Linked DNA regions of Mus musculus: region 1 is linked to region 2. Evidence: chromatin loops called from intact Hi-C (ENCODE). Cell type or tissue: left cerebral cortex. All regions are shown on one strand. Each heading gives the region's core, and the rest is flanking DNA. Links, peaks and the distances in the headings are about the cores only. Region 1 holds the start of Chrnb4 (cholinergic receptor, nicotinic, beta polypeptide 4). Region 2 has its middle 16 kb from the start of Tmem266.

Region 1 (11,834 bases), core at 3,835-11,834, 260 kb after region 2:
TCTATCAAGTCCCTGAGATCTGTCGGATGGGCAGCTTTTCTTGATGAGCCTGGCCAATCATACATTTGCATAGAATGAAGTCAGTATGGGGCATGTTGGTCTGGGCAGTGACTGTGGTCTGGAAGAAGGCTGGATTGAATTGGCACAGTTTCAGGATGGCCAGGTTAGCCTCCAGATCATAGGCGGTCTCCTTAGCTTGCCTCTCCACATATTGCTTCAGGGTAGCCAAGTTCGCAGGATTGAACAACTTGCCCATGTTTGCTTTCATCTGCTCGAACATCACCACCACGGTCACTGTCACCATCTGCAGCCCCAGCTGATGCCGAACACCAGGCCTGGCGCTTGGTACTCACGGACCAGAAGAAAAAAGACACCTTGCCATGCTTGGCTTTTTACATGAGAATCTAACTTGGTCCCCCTGCTGTGTGGCAAGGACTTTTCCAACTGAGCTGTCTCTGTCCTGTGTTTTAGAAAGACTGACTTGTGTTTTACCTGTGACTCGAAATTAAGGGTCAGCAAACCCTTGTGTGGAAAGCCAGCACGTAAATACCTGAGGTTTGGCAGACCATGATGGCCTCTGTTATATAGTCTTTGTTGTTGCTGTTTTGTTTGTCCAGCTAAAAAGGAGAGACAGCATCCTTCACAGCTCTGGGATGCACAGAAACAGGCTGTTGAGCAGGCTGGGTAGATGGGTGGAGGGTTGCAAGCTCCTCCTCAAGGAAGTTATATCCACCTCTCTCCACTGTGTGGATATTACAGGGCCTGATAATGGCCACTGATGTCACTTCCAGTTGGTCACTGATATGCAGACATGACAATGAGTAGAAAGGGTGAACACTGGGCATGAGCATCTTCAACTCCAGTGTCACATTTTCTACAAACCAGCAATAGTTCCTGAACCTGTCCGCAGCTCTGAAAACTCATCAGCACGTTTGGCAATGTGGCTTTCCAAATAGAAAGAAACTTCATTTCCCTGCCTTAGCTTCTAGTTCCCTCCTTCCTGTCAAGGACCACTCATGGGCAGCTGTCAGTGCTTCGTCACATGAATCTGCATGTTGCCTTCACGTTCCGAGTCTTACCTTCTTGGTTGTTTGACTGATTAGAATATTAATGTCTATAGCAATCTCTGAAACACTCTGGACACACACCCCTTTGCTGGGTGTATTTATTACCAACTTCTTTTCCTATTCTGTGGTTTCTCTCTAAGCTTTGTGGGAGTTTTGATTGAGCAGAAGTTTAAATAGTGAATGATGCCAAGGTTTAAAACAAGAGGAATCTCACATCATTTTTCTCTTGAATGTGTCTTTTTGGTATTTTGTTGAAGACATTTCTTTCTGAGGCTAGGGACTAGCTTGGTTGGTAGAATGCTTACCTAACTTGCCTGTAGCTCCGGTGTCTTAGGGTTTTATTGCTGTAAAGAGACACTATAACCAAGACAACTCTTATAAAGGAAAATATTTCATTGGAGCTAGTTTACAGTTTTAGAGGTTTAGTCCATTGTCATCATGGTGGGAAACATGGTGGCATCCAGGCAGACATGGCACTAGAGAAGGGACTGAGACTTCTGCATCTTGATCCACAGGCAAAAGAAGAGAACAGTGTGCCACACTGGGTGGAGCTTCTTGAGTATAGGAGACCTTAAAGCCCGCCTCCATGGTGACACACTTCCTCCAGCAAGGCCACACCCTGTCCAACAAGGCCACACCTATTCCAACAAGGGTATACCTCCTAATAGTGCCACTCTCTATAGCCAAACATTTATATACATGAGTCTATGGGACCATATCTATTCAAACCACCACACCTGAGTACTTTCATTAGCATGGCACAAAGTGGGCATAGTGGAGCTACCTGTAATCCAGCGCTTGAGATGTAGAGGCGAGAGGATCAGAAATTCCTCATTTTTAGTTACATATGTGTTCCAGGTCAGCCTCAGAGACATGAGGCCCTTTCTATAAGTTGATAGATAGATAGATAGATAGATAGATAGATAGATAGATAACTAAGTAAGTAAGTAAATAAATAAATGTTGCTTACTATTTTGTAAGGACAAAGTTCACATGTTAAGTCCCCAGCCCCATAGTGCCAGTATAAAGAAAACCTCTATTGGTGGCTGGGTTAGAGAGTGGAGCCCTTGTGGTGGGGTTAGAGCCCTCATGAGAAGGAATGGAGAAGAGTCTGTTTGTTCTTTATCCTGCTTTCCATCACGTGATGATCCAAGTAATCCTCCTGAGCCAGGAGGGGCCCCTCACCAAGAGCCAACCAGGCTGGCACCCTAACCTTAGCAAAGGCCTAGCCTGGAATACACAATGTCCTTGCCTAACCTGGTGTTTGTGTACTTTTGTTTGTGCCTCAACCCACTTTTATTTCTCATGGATTTTATAATTAGTCTGCCATGTGCCATGAAAAGTCCTATGGCGATTCACGCAGAAATACAATGATTAATTTGGTGAGAAGTGATCAATTGTAATATGGAATCTTTTTATTCAGAATGTATATGGTAGACATTTCCATTGGTCAGTCTCTGAATATATTAATTTCCACACTGGTGATTACGCTTTAGTTTGTGAATTTGGGGAGCATGTTCAGACCATGGCGATATTGTTCATAAAAGGAGTAGCCTATTTTTTTCTAAATGTATTCTCAGGTTTTGCTATTATAAATAGGATCTGTTTGTTTTCTGGCACATTTTCTAGTCTTTTTTGTTTTGCTTTGGAGTCAGAGCCTCATGTATCCTAAGCTGCCTTCAAACTTACCATGTACACAAGGATGACCTTTGCCTTCCTCACCCCAGTGCTAGCATTACAGATGTGCACCATCAAGCCAAGTTTATGCATTGCTGGGGATCTAGCCCAGCACCTTATGCATGTTAGCAAGGGCTCTACTAGCAGAGCTGTGATCTCAGCCCTCGACTGTGTGTTTGAATGTTATTAGAAGTGTACAGGAACACTAATCTCCTTTTAAAGATTTACTTTATTATTTATTTGTTTCTGGATGTGTGGATATACACATATGTGTGATCTGGGACTTGGTTGTTGGGTCCCCTGGAGCTGGAGTTACAGGCAGTGGTGAGCTGCCTGGTGTGGATGCTGAGAATTGAACTCTGAGCTTTGCAAAAGCAGCAAGTGCTCTTGACTACTAAGCTATCTCTCTAGCCCCTGTGGGATACAAATTGTTTTTAATTTGATCTTCAATACAGCAACCTTGCTAACTCTCTCACTAGTCCTACTAATTCATCTATTTGATAATTTCTCTCTTGGATCTTCTACAGTGCAATCGTATTGTCTGCAAACACGGGTAGTTTTTCCTCTTCGATTCTTAAAATTTATTACCTTTATCCGCTTCTATTATAGGTTGGATCATATAAATTGCTGATTTGGGGAAGCTTGTGACCTAAAAAAAAAATGGCAATTTCATTTAGTTTTATCTCTACATATTTCCTACACAAGGCCTAAATAAATCCAGTGATGGATGGAAGTAGCCTGTCTGAGGCTGACTGGGATGGAGATTGCTCACACAGTTTTTCCTTTTACCATGCTGCAGGTTTATTGGGTTAAGGGAGTGGTGTGCTAAGGGTTGTATCAGATGCATATTTAATTTGTTAAGGTTGCATATTACATTAATGAGTTACCTGACTGGATCGGTCCTTGTGTTCTTGGGCGAGAGCCCACATTTCAATGATACACCATTTTCCCTGTGTGCACTGCTGTGCTTCACTTGGTTTTATTTTATTTAGAATTTTAGAATCCGTGTTCATAATAGACAATAACAGCTAACATTTATTAAGTTTTATGTGTTCCGGCCCTATTAGGTCGCATTAAGGTACTTTCCATGACTTATTTCCTCTCTTCCTTAGAAGGCCTCCTGGGGAGACTAGTTCCTCTTTTTAAATATGAAGGAAGGAAGGGCAAAGAGAAGGAAATCATTTCTTCAAGATCACAGGAGATCAGTTATCAGACTCAGGAGGTCACACAGTCCCCTGGGTTAGAGACCCATCAGGCAGACTGGTCTATGATGCACTTTTCTAATATGTCCTTGTTCCAGCTCAATGCCAAGATTATGCTACCCCCTAAAACTGTTGTTCTCAACTTGTGAGTCCCTGTTCCTTTGGGGATCGAATGCCCCTTTCACAGGGCTCACCTAAGACCATCAGAAAAACCCAGATATTTACATTATGATTCATATCAATAGCAAAATTACAGTTATGAAATAGCAACGAAAATAGTTTTATGGTTGGGAGTCACCATGAGGAACTGGGTTAAAGGACTAAAGTGTCAGGAAGGCCGAGTGAGACCCATACTGGCCTAGAAAGTAACTGGACAGCTCTCTCCCTTTTTCTCTTCTTTAAAAAAAAAAAATCTGTGTCTGAAGAGATGGCTTAGTATGAACTTGCTGCACAAACATGAGGACCTGCGTTTGAATCTTTAGTACCCATGTAAACATCTGGGTGTGGTCACATGATCTCGTAACCCCAGTCCTGTGGAGCTTGCTGGCCACTAGCCAGCTCCAGGAACAGTGAGAGACCCTGCCTCAAGGAATACAGGAGAGTTTATAGAGCAGGACCCGAGAGCCTCCTCTGGCTTCCGTGTTGGTGCATGGTAGCATGTGCAGGTAACTGCACACACATGTCTGCGTGTACCTCATGGGACTCCTTTTCAGTTGTCTGCAGAAATATTTTGTCTAAAGTGAATTCTCTGGTTTTTATTTTATTGTCTGTCTGGTTGCTTAATTTATTTGCAGCTCTTGGTTTGTAGGCACATTTTGCTCTTTTAAATCTGAGATGTATAGGAAAACTACAAGTACCATATAAGGAACTTTTTGTTTGTTTGTTTGTTTGTTTTTGTTTTTTCAAAACAGGGTTTCTCTGTGTAGCCCTGGCTATCCTGGAACTCACTTTGTAGACCAGGCTGGCCTCAAACTCAGAAATCTGCCTGCCTCTGCCTCCCAAGTGCTGAGATTAAAGGTGTGTGCCACCACACCCGGCCCATATAAAAAAATTTGTCTTTAAAAAAAAATCATTACAAGGTTTTTTGGTTTTTTTTACTAACAAATTGAAAAAACAGCTACTGACTCACATGTGTAAGAAATCCTACGACAATATAACGGATGTTTCCTGACTAGAGGGCTTTTTAAGAAAGTTTACATTTTGTGCCTTTTAAATGTTTTGTATTGGTATATATTAATTATTTTTTAAAATGGGTTTGAGCTGGGTATAGTGGTGCATGCCTTTAATCACAGCACTCAGGAAGCAGAGTCAGGGGGAACTCTGTGAGTTTGAGGTTAGCCTAGCCTACATAGCAAGTTCCAGGACAGCCAGGGCTACATAGTGAGACCTTGTCTCAAAAAAAAAAAATGTTCGTTATGAGATTGTCATACATATGTATATAATAAGTTTTGGTCATTGACCACACCCTCCCAATTACTCTCTTTTGTCTCCTTCCCCTCACCTTTAGTCCTTTTGCTTTCTCCAGAATCTTCAATATGCTCTCTCTCCCCGCCTCTACCTACCGCCCATCCTGTGGCCCATCAGAGATAACAGAGCATACCTTAGACAGTCAGGACTACAGACAACTATCAGCAAGCAAACTCTCACACCCCACACCCCAGCATCCTGTCGAGGACTGGGGTGATTTCTGGCTCTTACCAAGGGTCTGCTAGTTCCACTTTATGTGAAAGGACCTACCCTTGCCTTTAGCTTCCAAAGCCCCACAGGTCACAGGCTTTGGCTTTCTACATCTCTTTCCCGGTTTGGGTTCAGGGAGAAGACGAACTTATTTTCAGTCCTGTTAGGTCTGTGGGTTCACCCTGTGAATCTGTTATTGCCGCAGTTTAAGGAGGAGAGGATGTCCTCAGACCTATCTTCTCGGAACCATCCTCAAGGCATTTCATCGACTTCTGTGCTTGTTGGTTTGCTTTTGTTTTTAAACTCCCGTGCCAACATGTCAGATTATAGCAAGAAGAAATCATCGGGGAAAGCGACTGGACTTCTGCCTTATTTTTAGGTCCAGAGGTCGTCCCTTCTCCAGGCCAAGTAAGCTCTGTTCACTTTGCCCCTGAAGCTGCTGGGTGCCCCTTAGTTGTCCCAGGTGCAGGGCTGTTTTGACTTGTCCTCTAACTTTAGATCCTGAAACTTAGCGTGGACCACCTAGGAGTGGGAAAGGCTAATGTATGCTTCTTTCAGCCACTTAAACTGCCTTGGGTAAGCCAGGCTAAGATTAAGATGGGTGAGGGGGACGCAGCCTGCCCTCTCAGACCCTCCCTTACCCTGTAACTCCACCCCTTCCCCAGTCCCCAAGACGAATGAGACAAGAGCTAGTCCACCCTCCCGAGTGCCACGCACTACCCGGCTCCTGAGTGTGAGAAAGTCTCGGGACCATCATCCATAGCCACAGGTTCCCCCAGACACACCCTGCTCTGGGTCTACCCCAAACTCCAGTTCAGTCCTCTAAGTGGGTGGGACCCACAGCAGCTTCCCAGGTGGGGAGCACAGGCTCCATCGGGTCCTAGTGCCGCCGGGCACAGAGAGACTGCCAGCTGGGACAGACGCTCACTCGCGGTTCCATTGTGGGGTGACCGGCAGCCACCCGGCCGGCCATGAGGGGTACGCCCCTGCTCCTCGTCTCTCTGTTCGCTCTGCTTCAGCCTGGTGAGTTCTTTTTAGAGAAGGTGGGAGGGACAAGGGTCGCAGTGTGGGAGGAGTGGCCGGACCAGCTGGGGAGTGGGCGGGGCAAGCCCTATGGGGATGCAGGCTGGCTTGGGTGGGTGGCCTGTGAGGTTTGGGGTCCCCGCTACCTTATTCCATGCTGCCAGGTCACCATCACTGACGAGTGTCTTCAAGCTGGGCAGTGCAGATCAGTCCCAGAGCTAAGAGGTCCCCAAAGGGTCCTCCGAGGCTCTTTCAACTCTAGTGAAGTGATGAACTTGCTACGGTATAAATGTGTGGGAGCAAGCCTGCTGTTTGGAGAGAGAGAGGGGTCACCAAGACACTAGCATTCCATATGTGCGAAGTATTTTTGCACTTTGGGGCAGGTCTTCCAGATATCACATATATGGTGGGCACTGCCATAGCTGGTCCCTAACCCTGCTTAGCTGAGGGCAGGTTGATGAACTGGGGTCTGCAGCTCACAAACTTAGCATTGACACTGAAGAGACTCTCTCAGCTCTCCTCCCCAGGTTCACTCAGACACAGTGAGGGTTTCTTCCAGACTCAGCTACCCTCCCCCTTAAATTCCAAGGTCCTTCGTAGCTTCTACCCCCACCACCTCAAGCTGTGTGCACACCAGCTTGTCCTCTGAGCTCCAATGGACCCAGAGAACCAAGGCTGCATCTTCCTCCCATAAAGATCACATCCAGAAGGTACTAGAATTAGGAGTGGGGAACAGTCAAGGTCTCCCAATCAAAGTAGTGTTGGCACAGTATGCATTATGGCTTTGGATCACTGCTGGGTGCCCCTATTCTGTTACCCTCTCTCAAGCTCCTTATCTGTTCCATGACAACAATCCGCCTTGCCTGTCATCTGACAAACACTGGCAGTATTTCTGAAGTATGGTCCCACTAGGCTGTCTGCACCTTCCTCTACAGACTCCTGAACCCCAGCCTAGGCTCAGGGGATCTGAACCTCTGGAAATGGAAGCTGGGGAATTGGCTTTTATATAGCCAGGTGATTCTGACCTGTGATTGGAGAAGCACTGATAGCATTTGGTGAGTTCCTTCTAAGACAGCATTCTGAGTTTCTAAGATGCTCACAGCCACCCTTTAGCGAGCACATATCTGCATCTCACAGGCCCCTCCTTCACTAAGCACATGCCCTCACCTGGCAAGCCCTGCCCTTCAGATACACACTTGCCAATGAGATTCTGTTAACCGTTGCATCCCCAGATAGCTCTCTATTTCTAGATTGGATATGCTTTCTCAGACTGGACACACAGAGAGACACTCACAATTCCACTATGGTTAAGAATCCTATCAGATTCTCAACCTTTCTCCTTTTCCTCAAGGGAGCATTCTTGCCAAGGAAAATCTCCAAAGGCAAGACCTTGTGCAGCAGCCAATGGGGCTCTCGTTTTTTTTTTTTTTTCAACATTGTATCACGATGACCTCTAGTGGTGGTTTATCTGCTTAACTGTATAAAGTTTGACTCCGTGAAAGCCCTCAGGAGCTGGTGGTGACCCTCTGACATGTTACTTATCTCTTGGATCTGACAGGCTCTGGAAAGCATTAGGAGTAGATGGCAAAGTCTGCCTATGTGCTCTTAGGGTTCCCTTTGGAGGTGAAAAGAGGGGGTGCATTTCAGCCATAACAGCCCTGCTGGTCATTTCACTTCTCTGCCCCATCCACAGGCATGCTAACAAACACAGACACAAGTGATAGGCCCAGCAGAGCAACCTCCCTCAGGGGCAAGTTAGCAGGGGTATATAAGCAAGTACAGGGGGCAGGGAGGGCTTCTGTCTTAAAGAAACCCCTGGACCTGGCTTTGTTTGACTTGCTAGAGCCTAAATGGTCTAGGGCAGTTGTTCTCAACCTTCCTGATGCTGTGACCTTTTAATACAGTTCCTCACGTTGTGGTGACCCCCAATCATAAAATTATTTCATTGCTACTTCATAACTGTAATTTTGCTACCATTCTGAATTGTAATGTAAATATCTAATATGCAGGATATCTAATACGTGACCCCTTTAATGGGTTGTGACACAAAGGTAGAGAACCACCGATCTAGGGGAACTCTGGGGTCCATATTTGGTCCATGAGATGGGGAGAGTCCCTTAAGCCAGCTAAATATTAAAGAGAACAAGCTGAAGGTGGTAAAGATTAGTAAGTACCCCAGGTGGGCTCAGAGCTCAAGCACAACCCCCCCACCCCGCCCCAGCCTAGAACCTATAGTCCAGCCAGACTAGCCTCCCGGGGCAGCAGAGATAGATCTAAGCTCCCCTAGAATTGCAGGACTGGAGGCTGGGTGCTGCAGAGCCTATCCCAGTGCTGCCACAGACTGCCAGGTAGACCTTTGACAAGTTAGACTCATCTCTATGAAATGAGAGGTCAGCTCTAATAAACAAAAAATTGTGAGAGGAACCTAGATTTATCCTTTGGCTACAGATAGGCCCCAAGGGTATTTAAGCTGGTGGCTTGTGGAGAGGGAATTGAAGCTGTGAGGAGCCAAGCTCAGAATCAGTCTACCCATATGCTGGACAACCCTCCCACCCTGCCCCCAACCCAGTGTGGGGATGGGGCAGCAGGTGTGCCTGGAGCATCTTTCTCAAGGCCCTAAATATTGCATCTGTTCTAGATAGGCAGCCAGTTGGAAAGCGCGTGGAGAAGGCAGGGTAGCGGCTGCTCACCATGAACATGTGGCCAGCCCAGCACCCACCCACAAGTCTACTTCACCTTTGCTAGACTAGGGTGATTCACATTCTAAGTACTTGGCTCCATCCAAAGAAGGGGGTGTTTGGTAAGATGTGAAGGCTCTTTAGGAAAGATCTGACCAGACTCCTGGGCTTGGTAAGATAGTCAGCACCTCACCAGCATCCCTACCCTGATCCCTCTAGCCTTCTCCTCTTTTAGCATGCTACCTGCTCTCCTTCCCTGGCGGTGTTTCTTCTGACCATCCTCATCTCTTTTCCTGCTCCTGGGCATCCTGTTCATGTGCCCTTGTCCTTCCTTCCTGTCTCCTTCTTTTTCATGTCCCATCCTCCACTCTCCACAGTCTCCTTAATGACATCATAGTACACAATCCAGTCCTTAAACTTCACCTTTACCTCATTCCCAACACAAGAGACAGATGAAACAAAGACCCAGATACCACTTGGCAAGGAATCTCGGATGCACAGGAGGGACAGATCTTGGGCTGTGGGTGCTCGGAGGGATGATGTCTGTCTGTGCAGGATGCTGATCTGGAGCTGGTCCTCAATGTGGCTTAGAGCCAAGAACTCTGTCTTACCAGAAACCAGCTGCCAGCTGGACTACTCCATTTGATGTCTCAAAGAGACCTTGTGTTCTGTAGGTCAAAGTCTGGATCCAAGAAAGGCTCCCCTAGAATAACCTTGTTTCCTTATTTCCTTATTTATTGCATGTGTGTTATGCATGTGTATAGTGTAGCAGGTGCATATAGGTGTCTTTCCTTGAGCACTCTTTTTTTTTTTTTTTTTTTTTTTTTTTTAAAGATATGCACTCTCGGAGTACCTTAAGCTTACAAGTTTGGGCTAGACTGGCCAGCCAGTATCATTCAGGGATATGCCTATCTCTGCCCGCCCCACAAGGCCACAAAGGTTTTTTGTGGGTGTTTAAAGGATCCAAGTTCAGACCCTCCTGCCTGCATGGCAGGCAGTTTACTGACAGCCATCTTCTTCAGTCCCCGTTTGGCTTTTTGTTTTCTCTAGGAAAACACTACCACATACCCAGCTCTATCTACAGCCCACGTTTCAGGAAATGTCCCTGGTAGAGGTGCCCATGTGTCTTCCCCAGGGCCAGTTGTTCCTGGGCTTTGCTGTTTACCCTCAGCACGCAGCACAGCATCCGGCACAAACTCCACTCAAACGTTGGTCAGCTGGTAGGCTGGGAACAATCCTGGTGAAAGAAAGGGTATACTCAAAACCCGGAAGTGAGACGGGTAAGAGGCAAGTGGTGTGTACGCCAGAGAAGAGTCTGGGGCAGTCCAGGGCAGGAGAGGTAAAGGAACGCTTAGCTAAAGGGTGGAAATGGAAGGACAAACTAGAGGAGTTGGGAAGTGGAGCAGATAGGTCTCAGTGGCCGGGGGTGGGGGGAGACATTGGGGTTGGGGCAGGAGTAGAGAAGAACAGATGCCCAAGGTTGGAACAGGATGTTGCAGCAGGGAACAGCATTTGCTGCCAGGAAGAGCACAAGGAAGAGGTCTGTCCCGGAGGAAAAAATGACACAGACAAGCCTGTTGGCACCCCCACGCCCGCACAGCCTCACCCCTCTAGGTTCCCTCCTCCCCTCCTCCACCCTACTCCGCATAGCTCCACCCACTGCAAGTCTCCCCCCCCCCCCCCATAGCCCCACCCCTCAGTTCTCCCCCCACATCCCCCTCCCCTACATAGCTCCAGGGCTCCTACACTCTGCTTCTCACAGCCCCCCTCTTCGCTGCCACAGCCACAGTGGGGTTCCTCCAGACAAGGGCCCAGCACGTCTGACTATACGATTTCCCAGGGGACTGCCGCCTGGCCAACGCAGAGGAGAAGCTGATGGATGATCTCCTGAACAAAACCCGCTACAACAACCTGATCCGCCCAGCCACCAGCTCCTCCCAGCTCATCTCCATCCGCCTGGAGCTATCACTGTCCCAGCTCATCAGTGTGGTAGGTGCCTGGGCAAATGTGGCCTGGGGCTTAGGAGAAGAGGCAGGACTCTTTGGGGAGAGAAGTGGATGACTGTTCAGGGTGCAGGGCTAGGAGTTAAGTGACAGGCATGTTACTTCTGACCTTGACAGATGGGTAACACTCCAGACTGCTAAACTTTTCTTCTACTATTTCTTTCTTTCTTTCTTTCTTTCTTTCTTTCTTTCTTTCTTTCTTTCTTTCTTCCTTCCTTCCTTCCTTCCTTCCTTCTTTCTTTCCTTTCCCTTTCCCTTTCCCTTTCCCTTTCCCTTTTTCCCTTTTTCCCTTTTTCCCTTTTTCCCTTTTTTTCCCTTTTTCCCTTTTTCCCTTTTTCCCTTTTTCCCTTTTTCCCTTTTTCCCTTTTTCCCTTTTTCCCTTTTTCCCTTTTTCCCTTTTTCCCTTTTTCCCTTTTTCCCTTTTTCCCTTTTTCCCTTTTTCCCTTTCCCTTTCTTTCTTTCTTTCTTTCTTTCTTTCTTTCTTTCTTTCTTTCTTTTGTTTTTTTT
Region 2 (12,029 bases), core at 2,180-10,179:
AAACCTCCCAAACATTGCCATCAACTGGGGACCAAGTGTTCAAATGTAGGAGGCATCTCATTCACTTGAAAGTGAGCATCAAAAATCCAAAGAGGCCGTGCTTCAGCAGTGAGAGAATTCAGTGGAAATGTGATAGCATCTGCATGGAGAGAGACTTCAGCAAAAGATAGAGGTCTGTTAGAATAATAGACATGAGCAAAACAGAACCAAAAACAAACGAGAATCATCAGTTCTGTATACCAACAAGGTTGGTAACTATTTAGGCCCGAGAAGGGCATACACACATGAAGTCAATGTACTGTTCATGTCAGTATATTGAGGGATGGGAGGGTCTTGCTGCATGGGCGAGGCCAACTGTTTCTATTTAGAAGACCCATGTAGAATGTCAAACCTTCTACATCACCAAGTCTGCCCTCTGTCTAACAGGGAAGGAAACATGTCACAGAGAGGATTCATTTTATTCCATGACATCCTTATATCAAGGATAATGTTAAGAGAGACATCCTATGTGGGTGTTGGTTATAAACTAAGTTTCTAGACTTCAGAGACATAGGCCTCTAGAAAGACCTGGGTGAGGGGCAGCCCTGAGGGTGTAGTGGGCTCTGGGAGAACTGTGATGCTTCTGTCCCTAACACATGGAAGCCTGAATAACTCAAGACTTAGTCCTGGCAGTGAAGAGAGTTTGCTATGAGGTAATAGTTTAAGAGTATATAAATTATATAGAAGCCAGCTTGGACACTGATTCTCGATGGGTTATTAATTGGGGAAATATGTGTTACACGATTTTAGAATAAAGTTAATCATTATAACATCATTTTTATGATGTTTAAAATGCAGTCATTCACAGTTTAGCCTTGTCTGGGCGGTGGCCTTGCTCTCCAGGTGCTTCACTTGTGTAAATTCACTTTGTGTTCTGTGCTCCTTTGAAGTAGACAAGGTTATTTATTATTATTATTTTTTTAATCTGGAATGCTCAGGGCCAGAAGGGTTTCAGATTTTGAAGTTTTTCAAACTTTGGAATATTTGCATAAAATTTGCTGGTGAAATAGCTCTAACCTAAAAATTTGAAATGTTTCAAGATCTAATACCCAGCATTTAAGTGCTGGCATGATGCCCCCCAAACCTGTAGCTTCTACAGCATTTTGGAGTTCAGATTAAGGAGTCTCAGACTGAATGAATATCCCATCCCCTTTCTCTGTCTCCTGTATAGTGAGGGAAGGCTCACAGTGCTCTGCTACCCACTGTTATACCCACTATGGGGTGGAGTCGTTTCTAGAACTAGGATGCTTCCTCTCGCCTTCTTGATCCAGAGCGCGTGCTCTAAATGTTATACCTATGCTACGTACCTTTTTATATGCCGAGAGTATGAGTTGAAGTTTGCTTGGGAACTATCACACTTTGAATGGCTGATTTTAATATATTTTAGATGGTACAATCTACATGAAAGAAAGTAGCTTTTGCGAGTTGCTAAATAGAATAAAAATTGTTTAATTTATTTCATACGCATTTTAAAAATAGAGTCTATGCCAGTACATTCTGGGATGGGAAGGGCTTGTTGCATGGGGGAAGCCAACTCTTTCTATTCAAAAGACCTCGTGGAATGGCAAACCTTGTACACGGCAAAGCCTGCCTTCTGTCTAACGGGGTAAGAAACCTGTTACAGAGAGGATTCATTTAGGTCCATGGCTCAGTGCAGCTAATAATGTAGATTCCAGGGGTCAAAACTATCGATTCATGAGTGATAAAACTGTTACCTAGGCTTCTATGTATGTAGTCAGTAGACCAAGATGGGAGACAAAATTAGAATCCGGATGTGGTTTTGATAAACAATATGCACATTGAATATATTTTGTCTTGTTACCATATTATTTATGAGAGATCCCAAAAGGATTTCATCACTAATAGCTGCTATTGGTGCATGCTATCATTCTTTGGCTTATAAATAGCTCCCACCCCTGGGCCCTAAAAAGAGGACTCTGCTGCCATAGAAACAGTTGTTAATAAACATGAGCACTTTAGAGAATGTATGGGTTCAGATCTGAAGGAGAGGAAGCCCGCCAAAGCTGGAATCCTGAAGGACAGTCATCCCAGGGATGGGTTGGATGCAACTGGTCCTTGTGAACGCGCATCTCTATCTGAAATTTTTTTCTGGAACACTGCCCCAGGTTTTCTCCCCCAATTCAGTTAATGTCTGAATTTTTGCCAAATAAAGATTGGTTTCTTAAAAATTATTACTTCTATATGTGTGGTAGGTATTCTCAGTGATTTCCCATGCTTACTGAAAAAAAAAAAAAAACAAATCAAACCACCAAACCTAGAAAACACTTGGGAGCCAGGGCTTGGTAAAACCAGTTGGATTTGTTTAATTTTGGCTAGACTGTAGAGAAGAAAAGCCCAGTTTTCTCTGCCTTGCCTATCACAGCGTTACAGTGAACAGAAAAAGGTGACACAAAAGCCTGAATATATACAGAATCATTTCCCTGTCTTTCTGTTGCTATAATCCGGGTCCCTTTTGGGGTTCTCAGTCTCATTAATAAAGGCATTTAAGAATAGATGCACATGGAAACACAAGGATAATTTTATCAGCGTTTAAAAGGCAAACTAAAGGGCAGGTGTACAGTAAAGCAGCTGCCTGGAGAAGAGAAGGAAGAGCTGCCAGCATGGAGGTCAGACACATGGCCAGCAAGCAGCCACAGGGCAGGGAGCGGAGCTTCAGAGAAAGGGAAAGGATATCCAAAGTATTGGTCGGGGAGAGCCTGAAATGTTAGGGAAAACATACATGCTCAGAAAGGGGAAGACAAGGTGGGAGTATGAGTGGACGACTTATATTCCTATATTGGCCCTTCAGCCCCTGCACTGGGGGCAGAGAATTCTGGGAAGGAAAAAATACAGAATCTCACTAAAGGAGTAGTTATTCTGCCCATCTCTTTAGCATAGCCTACACTGAGCCTACCTTCCCTAGCGTCGCTCCCTTAGCCAACGTGATTGAGCTGCCAACCCAGCTGCAACGTCAAGTCTCCCCACAGGCTACCATTTGCTTTACCTTTAGGTGGTCACCAGAGGACTCGAGTCCCTTCTGCACATCTATAGTTTCATAGGTAGGAGAATTTTAAAACCCAAGAGGACCAGCAGAGGAAGATGAGTCAGCAGTTTTACCCTCACGTTTTTACCCCCAAGCTGGACATCCACATGGTTAAAGGAGTACTCCAGCCAGTGGTCCTCTGACCCGCACATGCATGTGTGTACAAATGTGTACACGTGTACACTCCCTCACATACTGAATTAATAAAAACATACACGAAGAAGAAAACTCAGAAGTAACTTTAGGACACTGTTAACTGGAGTTTGAGGGATAAAACAGGGCTGGCAAGCAGGAGGCCTTGGCTGCTGCTGCTGAGGTGGGCGTGAGAAAAAGGAGCTGGTGAATTAGAAGAAAGCAGTCAAGCTCTGCAAGGATGCCTGTGAGCTTTGAGGGCACAGGAGGGTGTTCAGAGGATAGGGAAGGGGAGAGCGGTGGGGGGAGCAAACGCTGGGCTTTTCTGAGTACACAGTGTTGGGTTTCATGTAGATGGTTTCATTCAAGTACTAGTACTCACCTCTCCCCATTCTCTCCCTTCACATGCCCTCTCTCCACTGGTCTCTCTCCATCCATTTCTCCGTTTTCATGGCAGATGTATGAATATATGAATGAATTCTAGGACACAAATGAGAAAGCATACAATATTTATCTGTGTGTGTGTCTGGTTCACCTGTGGAATATGACCATCTCCAGTTCAATCCAGTTGTTAACAAATGATAGGATTTCTTTGGTATTTTGTTTTGTTTTGTTTTGTTTTGTTTTGTTTTGTTTTTGAGACAGAGTTTCTCTGTGTGAGATTCCTGGCTGTCCTGAAACTCTCCATGCAGACCAGGCTGACCTCAAACTCATAGTCATCTGCCTCTGCCTCCTGAGTGCTGCAACTAAAGGCGTGCACCACCACTGCCTGGCTAGAATCTCATTCTGCAAATGAATAGAACTCTGTTGTGCATATATACCACCTTTCTTTGTCCACTGTCTCTCCATAGATGATCTGAGAACTCTGTGATTGTGAATAGTGCCGTAATAAATACAGATGTTTGGGTATCTCCGAAGTATGCTAATTTAGACCTGAAGTGCTATGTCTAGGTCATATGGTAGTCCTATTTTTAGTTAGGTTTTTTTTTGAAGGATTTCCATACTGATTTCACAGAGGCTTGACTAATTTCCATTCCCACCAGCAGTATATAAGTGTGCCACAATTAATCTAAATTGTGAAAAGGTGAAGCAAGGTAGAAATGTCCTGTCGTTGAAGCCAGAGAGGAACTGAGGGTTTAGGCGAATGTGAATACTAAACATAGCATCTTTAAGGTCTAACACTGTGAACCAGGAGGTTGTGGTGGGAACCTGCCCCAATGAGGTATAAGGATTGGGAACTAGAGTTAGATCAGGATTACAGCCTCATTGTGGCCCACAGTCATAGACCAACCTGTAGGGTCTATCTGACTTCTTTACTGCCAAGGTAAGAGTGTTGTATGAAGAGTTACATGAGCACAGAAGCCAGGGATTTATCAATGAGAAGCTGTGAGCTTTTTATGCTTTAGCCTTCAGTAACTGGGGGGGTTCAGGGGAGGCTGCTGGGCCCATCAGTGGTAGTTGAGAAGGGAGTGACTGTTAGTGTTCAGGGATGGAAGTAACTCAGACCACAGAGGAGTGTTTTGGATGATGCTCTAGTAGACTCTAGGGAGGGATCTTTGGCCCCAGACAGCTCCAGACTATCACAGGATGGGGGAGGGGACCTCCAAAAAAAAAAAAAACGCCTGAGTGGCTCTGAAGTCGAGACATTGTATCTCTACCCCAGAAGTAAACAGAGCAGCATGGTAGGACTTGAGAATGAATAGAAGGTGTTGCCTATGGTACAGGTCAAGAGGAGTGGAAAGGGGATGGATGGAGCTTCTGGTGAAGAGAATTGGGCACTGGAATTCTAACCATAGAAGGTGCTAGGGTGAAAAAAGTTACTCCCTTATCAATAAGTAATGTAATCTTGGCCCATGGCCAAGATTTAGGGCAACCTAAAGTTCATCTCCATGGAGATAGAAAATACAGAAACCTTATAGTCTCAGCCCCCCATCAATCTTTTTCATTATGATCTTTGTAGTTTAGGAATAAAGTCATGTATACTTGGCATTTTTCAGGTTTAACCTAATCATAGTGGCCTTGGTTGGAGGTCAGACTTACCTCATGTAGAAGAGAGGGACATTTACTTTTGATGGGCCCCCACTTTGCAGATTGGACATAGGCTAAGAGGAGGCTTCTACTCTGGAAGCTTTAGGCACTTCTGGCTAAAATGTGCTGCCAGATTGCAAGATACAGCAGAGTCCTTTGACCAGAGGCTGGTTTAAGGCTTTAGCCCGAACTGTTTAGACACTAGGTGGCGCTCTAGGATTTCCTGAGCTAGACATGGAATCTGCAGCCCTGTATAGATAGCGTGTCATGTTTAACCTTGCCTCCTCCAGTTTGGCTTTTCTAGTTCTTGAGGTCTTTTCTAGGCTTTAGAACATGTAGGCTGTGTCTAATAAAGCGGGGGACAAGTCTGAGTCCCCGGTGGAGTATTGAAGCTGTTGTCTCCTCTCTGGAGAAGTTTGGCTTATAACATACACGGTCAGGATGGCTCAGCCTTCCTATCTACTGGGGTCCACATTGGTGCACTTGCACATGGTTTCGGCTTGCTTAAGTTGAAAGGGACCAGGATTCTTGGCAGCTTTCTGTGTTGTGTTCTACAAGTTTTTGTAGTTAATGAGTTTGATACTGGCATTTTAATTCCCTCTAATACATAGCTAATTATATTATCTCAGTGAGCCCATCCTTGTCATTTCCTGCAGCAGCGCTGATGTGGCCATTGGACGCTCATAACAGCAATAGCTATGGAAACTGGCCTGGCTGTAACTGGATGGTGAGCACACACCTCATCAGGCACATACTGAGTACCAGATGCAGCTTCTCCATGAATGCAGCAGGTGGTTGGAGTGATGGAGACGCACTGTTAGCCTAGCTCAAAAGCTCAGCGAGCCTTTGAATGCCTATGGAACTGGGCATCATCGCTAAAAGGTCCTGATTGGGTTTATATTTGGGACAGATTGGGGGGATGGGGTGTGTAACTGAATGGTACCAAAGAGAAATTTTTACTGCAGGAGAAGCAGTAGTTTTTAATTGTTCATGGGTGCACAGATAATTAGAATAATGTAGATGTGTTGCTATGTTGGATCAAAAGCCACAATGAATCCTCTGAATTCGCTAGTGCAGATGAAGGGATCAGGGCTGAAAGATCCTAATATGGATTATATTTGGGACAGACTGGGCATGGGGAAAGGGATGTGTAGCTGCTGGCACTGCAATCCTTATTAGCTGCCTTGCAAAAGAGGAAAGCTGTCCTCTGAAGGGGTGGGATGGCTTTCTCTCTTCCTTGAGTTTCTGGAGCAAGTGCATGATGGGAGAATGTGTCTGGATAAAAAGGGGTGTGGATGGAAAGAGATCTTTGGAGGAGGAAGGAGAGGAGGAGAAGCTGAAGAGGATGATGTGGGGGAGGGGAAGGTGCAGTAGAGAAGCTGGAAGTTAAGCCTGGATATGTACAAAGAAGAAGCTATGAAGGGTGTCAGCTGTGGCTGAGTTTGAGGAAAATGCAAAGTTCAGGAGAATCTAGTAAAATACATAGCACATCCCTATTGCATCTGTGGTCTTGTGACAGTCTCGAAAGCTTGGTTATAAGAAATCTCAGAGTCCTTTCCTAAATTACAAACAACGTAATCTAATGGCAGGATGAAGTAATAGCTCAATGTGCCCCAAGGCAGCCAGCATTATTGATCTGGAACTGTGTTAAGGGTCAAGTTTTGCTGTGGAAGAAATTGTTTTCTTTCTTTCTTCCTTTTTTTTTTTTTTTTTCAGAGTCTGAGAATCAAATTTAGACTAGTTCTTAAGACAGCATCCCAGGGGTGAGTCAGAAGGAATAGAAAGCTCAGGGCTTGTCACACGAGTTCCATGGCTGTGCATTTACCTTTGAGGGCAACAGACCTCTCCTGTCAGCAGAGTGAAACCAAGACTCCCTGCACCAATTCCACTGAGGCATCCTCTTAGAATAGTCTCTCTCCAATTCCCAAAGGTGGGATACAGTTTCTCTCTGGATCCAAACCAACCTGACGGGTCAGACTAGATTGACCTTGAAGGGAAAGCTCACAGACTAAAACTATCAACTCAGCCATGACTGAAAGTGAAGGGGACTCAAACTGTCTTGGAGAAAAATGAAAGCCTGGTTACTAGTAGGTCTCTTGATTTAGGAAGTCTGACTGGGACTTCCTATACAAGCACAAACACCATAAGCCACATGCTCAGGCTCCTCCCAACTTGAGAGAGCTGTGACAGACGTTGTGGTGGAGGAAAAGGAGAGGGCTGGCAGAAGGGTCCTTACAGTAGGCACAGATCCATGTGCATGAACTACAACTGTCATCTGTGCCACCCAGAAAATGAAGGGTCTCCCAGGAAGAATTGGAGTGGACTATAGAAGGCTACTCTTTGTCCATTGCCTTCAGACACTATCAAGGATAACTATGGCTAGGGTTATTTTGCTGCAAGTGGGAAGTGAGGCGTTTCCCAGGAGGCAGGAACTACTTACTTAAGCTTGGGTGACAGCAGTGCAGAGTCACAGGTGAAGGCCTTGGGGGCTTCCTAGAGAGCAGCTCAAGAATCCTAAGTAGTCGAAGGGCCAAACGGCTGGCATCTACAAGTACTGGATGGAGGAGAGGCTAAGGAAGGTGTGATAGTTTGTATATGCTTGACCCAGGGCGTGGCACCAGTAGGAGGTGTGTCCTTGTTGGAGTAGGTGTGTCACTATGAATGTGGGTTTTAAGACCCTCAGCCTCGCTGCCTGGAAGCCAGTCTTCCCCTAGCTGCTTTCAGAACAAGATGTAGAGCTCTCAGCTCCTCCTACACCATGCCTGCCTAGATGCTGCCAAACTCCTGCCTTGATGATAACGGACTGAACCTATGAACCTGTAAGCCAGCCCCAATTAAATGTTGTCCTTTATAAAAGTTGCCTTGGTCATGGTGCCTCATCAGAGTAATGGAGACCCTAAGACAGAAGGCATGGTGGCTAGTTTTATGTCAACATGACATAAGCTTAGAATCATTTTGGAAGAGGGAATCTCACTTAAAGAAAATGCTTCCACCAGCTTGCCCTGAAGGCAAGTCTCTGGTATATTTTCTTGATTTATGTGGAAAGTCACAGCTTACAGTAGGTGGTGCCACCTCTTGGCTGGTGATCCTGGATGGTATAAGATAGCAGGCTAAGCAGTCATAGGGAGCAAGCCAGTAGGCAGTGTTCCTCCATGGCCTCTGCATCAGTTTTTGCCTTCAGGTTCCTGCCCTAACTTTCCTGAAAGAGGAGCTACAAGCTGTAAGGCGAAATAAACCCTTCCTCCCCAAGTTTCTTTTGATCATGTTGTTTAGCACAGCAGTAGAAACCCTGACTAAGACTGGAAGCAAAGAGGAAGTTCTCCGTCCAGGCTGCCGAAATGTGCAGGGAGTGCTGGTGACAAGCACAAAGCGTAGGGATAGTGTATATACCAGACCAGAAGTAGAAAGATTAAAGAAAAATTACCTCTTAAAAAAAGAAAAAGAAAAACCCTTAAAGAACAGATAGAAACACAGCAGGCAAATTCCCTGAATCAGCCCCTTGAGAAGGAATGGCGTCCTTTCAAAACATATGTGGTTCCCAGGAGGTTGTGTCTGGATGGATGAGTGAACATCTCCCCATCTAGGTAAAAATTAAATTTTATAGTACCAGTTGTTTTTCTTGATTTTGGTCACTTGGGATAAAGAGGCAAGGTCCTTTGGGGTTAGGCTCCTGTTTTAAACTATTTTGTGATGCTGTACCTTGCACATGCATGCCATGCCCTGCACCTGGGGAGCTCACCAGGGCTTTGCTTCTCTCTGGGTCCAGCCCCACAGAGCAGGGCTCGCCACTTGCTTGCTATGTTTCAGTCAGGGTTCTTGGTTTCTCGTACAAATCTCGCCTATACTTGCTAGTATAAGACCTTTCCGTTCCTTTGTCCACTGCTGTTCTCTGGTGCCTTTCTGTTCCCACAGCTGACATCCATTGCTTCAGCCCTTTATGAAGGGACATACTATATTTCTCCACAGTCTTCTATCTCCACCCTCCTAAGTATTCCTATAGAACATGCAGGATCTGGGGATGATCGTGTGTCTTGAAGAGATGTGGGATAGGTGATAAAGTGGCTTTAGTGGACTGACATTACAAACTAATGACAACTGAGGATCTGGCAGAGTACAGCCGCAGAAGTCTAAGAGAAACAACAGAACGACAGTGGCTTTCTTGCCTCTTTTTAAAAAACGGCAGTAGAGATCAAATGGAAAGCAGTCAGGAAGCTGGAGAGGTGACTCAGCAGTTATGAGCACTGACTGCTCTTCTAGAGGACCAGAGTTCAGTTTCCAGTACTCACACGGCTGCTGACAACCATCTGTGCCTCCAGTTCCAGGGACACAACCCTCATTGGGCACCCTCCCCACCCCCACCCCCACAGTATGCATACATACATGTAGTAGAAAGACTCCTGTATGAAAAATAGTTGTTTTTGTAAAAACAGACCTTGAGAAAAATGCCAATAATCTGACATTTGTTTAATGTAAAACCTCATGAAAATACCATGTTGACAAGATAGGCAAGTTCTGCTTATATAAACGTGTGTCTTTTTGGTTGTGAGCCTCTCATTTAACAGCTGTGCCATCTCTCCTGCCCACTTTAAAATAATTTTGTAGGAAAAGCTATGCCCAAATACTGCTCGGTTTCAGTTCACTTTTCTTTACCCTCCCCACTCTCCTTCCCACTCATGCAGGGCTGAGGAGCAAACCCAGGATCTCAAGAGTTTGACCTACTAAGCCACACCCCTGCCTGAGTTGTTCATTTCTCAGGGTTAGCAAATAATTGTAATTATAACTAAAATCTGTGAACAAGGTGAAATGACCTTTATAATTCTAATTGCTACAAATGAAACTTTGGTCTCCATTTTAAGGGGATGGACTGCAAGTGAACTTTTTTTTTTTTAATATGTTATCCTTAGAGAACTGAGGACTAAGATACATTGTATCTTTGAGATTTTAAAGAATCTTAGGCGTTCTAAACTTGGCCTAGTGGTGAGTACTTGTAATTCTGTCATTTGGGAGGGTGAGGTAGGAGGATCCCTATGAGTTGGATGCAACATAGTGAGAGAAGAGGGAGAGGAAGATGGGAAATGGCTGATGGGGGTAAAGAGGGAGAGAGACAGGAGGGTAGCACTAACTGGGAGTGGTGTGGGCTTTTGGGAGCAGGCAGCCATTCTCATTCAAACCACCACAGTGTCCTTATCTAACCTTCCCCTCCCTCTCCCCTCCTCCTGCCCTTCCCCCTGCCCCTTCCCCCTCCTCTCCTCTTCTTAACTGGTACACACTGTTAACACCTAAATTTCAAGTTTGGAAATGCATATTTGTAAGCAGCAATATAAAAGTATTCGTGAAGAATGCATAATCTCTGGAAATTATGGAAACGTCCCAGCTACCCCATGCATTTCTAAGTACAAACTAACATTTGTTACTTCTGTGTAGCTAGAGAGGTTTGCTTTCAAAACAGATAAGATTCAGTCTCTAGGTGTGAATGGTGTGAATGACGGTCTTTCTTTTTAATTTCTAGTCATTTGGGATCTTTAAGCATGCAAAAGCTTTGAGCAGGGTCCACAAAGGAACCAGTGCTGCATCACAGCATCCAGTGGGGCCAGAGCTGGGATGCCTCTGGGTCATCTACATCAGGACTAGAAGCACTTGAATCATCAGTCCTTTGGCCACGGTTTGGATGACTACCACACCCATGCCCTCGTCTTCCCTGTCCCAGGGCCTCCGTAATTGATCTCCACTTGAGACTTTATATCATTTGCTGGCTTCCAGAAATGAAGGTCCACAGCCGAATCTGCAACACGAACCTCTTCACTTTTTTTTTTTACTTATGCAGAACAAATGCCCTTTTCCATTGTCCATCAGTACCTTCATTTGGTTTTCAGATATTTAATTCTTCTTTTGCTCAGTCTTTATTTCAAATAGCTTCCCACTTATCCGAAGGCATCTCTTGTGGATCCTCTTCCTCAATCTCTTCAACTTCGCTGTCATTACTTTCACTGTCTGCCTCTGGGTTTCCTCAGTTACATTTGATTGATCCAAATCAGTTCACTAATCTCTGACAGTTCCCCAGTCCGTGAAAGCCACCACCTCCAGCTTCAGGCCAGATCTACCACTTCCACTGTACCTAACAATTCACATTTGCCACGAGGATCGAATCCATCGCCTCAGTCCATCCTCTATCCGCAGCCTCCTTGTGCCCTTCCCACGTCACCTCGGCCTCAGATGGGCCGTTCAATAATGTCCATCAATTGAAAATTCACCACCTTCACCCTTCAAGTGGCTTTTCAAATCTTTCACGAGGTGGTTGGCTTTCTGGGTCTCCTATAAATTTTTTTCCCTTCACACTGAAGGTGTTGATCAGGTCTCCTCCCTGCTCACTTTATTCCTGTCACCAGCAACAGTCTCCTCCTCTTTGTCAGCCACGCCCACATGCTGGGCATCAGGTTCTTGTGATCTTTCTGTGACTCCTTGCACACAACTGACCACCACATTGGAGTTGTTCTAAATCTCAGCCTTAGCCAAGCTCTTGGTATGGGGGGCCAGGGGAGGGGCAGAGCAATGGGGGAGGCCCTATGCCACCTGCACCTCTGCTGGTGGCTTTTGTTCTCTGCTGCCCTCAGTAAGGGTCTCATTGCTCATCAAATGGTCATTGGTGACCACGCAGCTGAAGCCTTTCTGTAGGTATCCAGGCATAATGGAGGCTCAGCAGAGCCTTCCTCCAGTGATTACTGTAGACTGAGCCTAGCCAAAAGCATCTGTTTCTGATCTTTTCACAAGATTCATTGTCTAATCTTCT

The links. A loop is a pair of places that touch in the nucleus more often than their neighbours do. Peaks named below come from ENCODE experiments on the same cell type or tissue, not always from the same donor. Only the 100,000 strongest peaks of a DNase experiment are listed, where the experiment ranks them.
Region 1: it touches region 2 in a loop (3-fold over the local background); 5 of 42 quality-filtered maps call a loop at or near these places.

The regions. Positions count from the first base shown.
Region 1 is chr9:55,043,256-55,055,089 of GRCm38, reverse strand. Chrnb4 (cholinergic receptor, nicotinic, beta polypeptide 4) reads left to right here and starts at 6,546. Exons shown (of 6, transcript NM_148944.4): 1 at 6,546-6,646; 2 at 11,165-11,313. The coding sequence starts at 6,595. In left cerebral cortex, for the core only: a CTCF peak has its summit at 8,117 (motif pointing left); DNase peaks (open chromatin) are centred at 9,350 and 9,880; H3K4me3 peaks cover 361 bases.
Region 2 is chr9:55,305,185-55,317,213 of GRCm38, reverse strand. It overlaps the pseudogene Gm15625. Among named protein-coding and RNA genes, the nearest start is that of Tmem266, 16 kb to the left of the region's middle. In left cerebral cortex, for the core only: a CTCF peak has its summit at 5,446 (motif pointing right); DNase peaks (open chromatin) are centred at 3,009, 3,403, 5,450 and 8,328.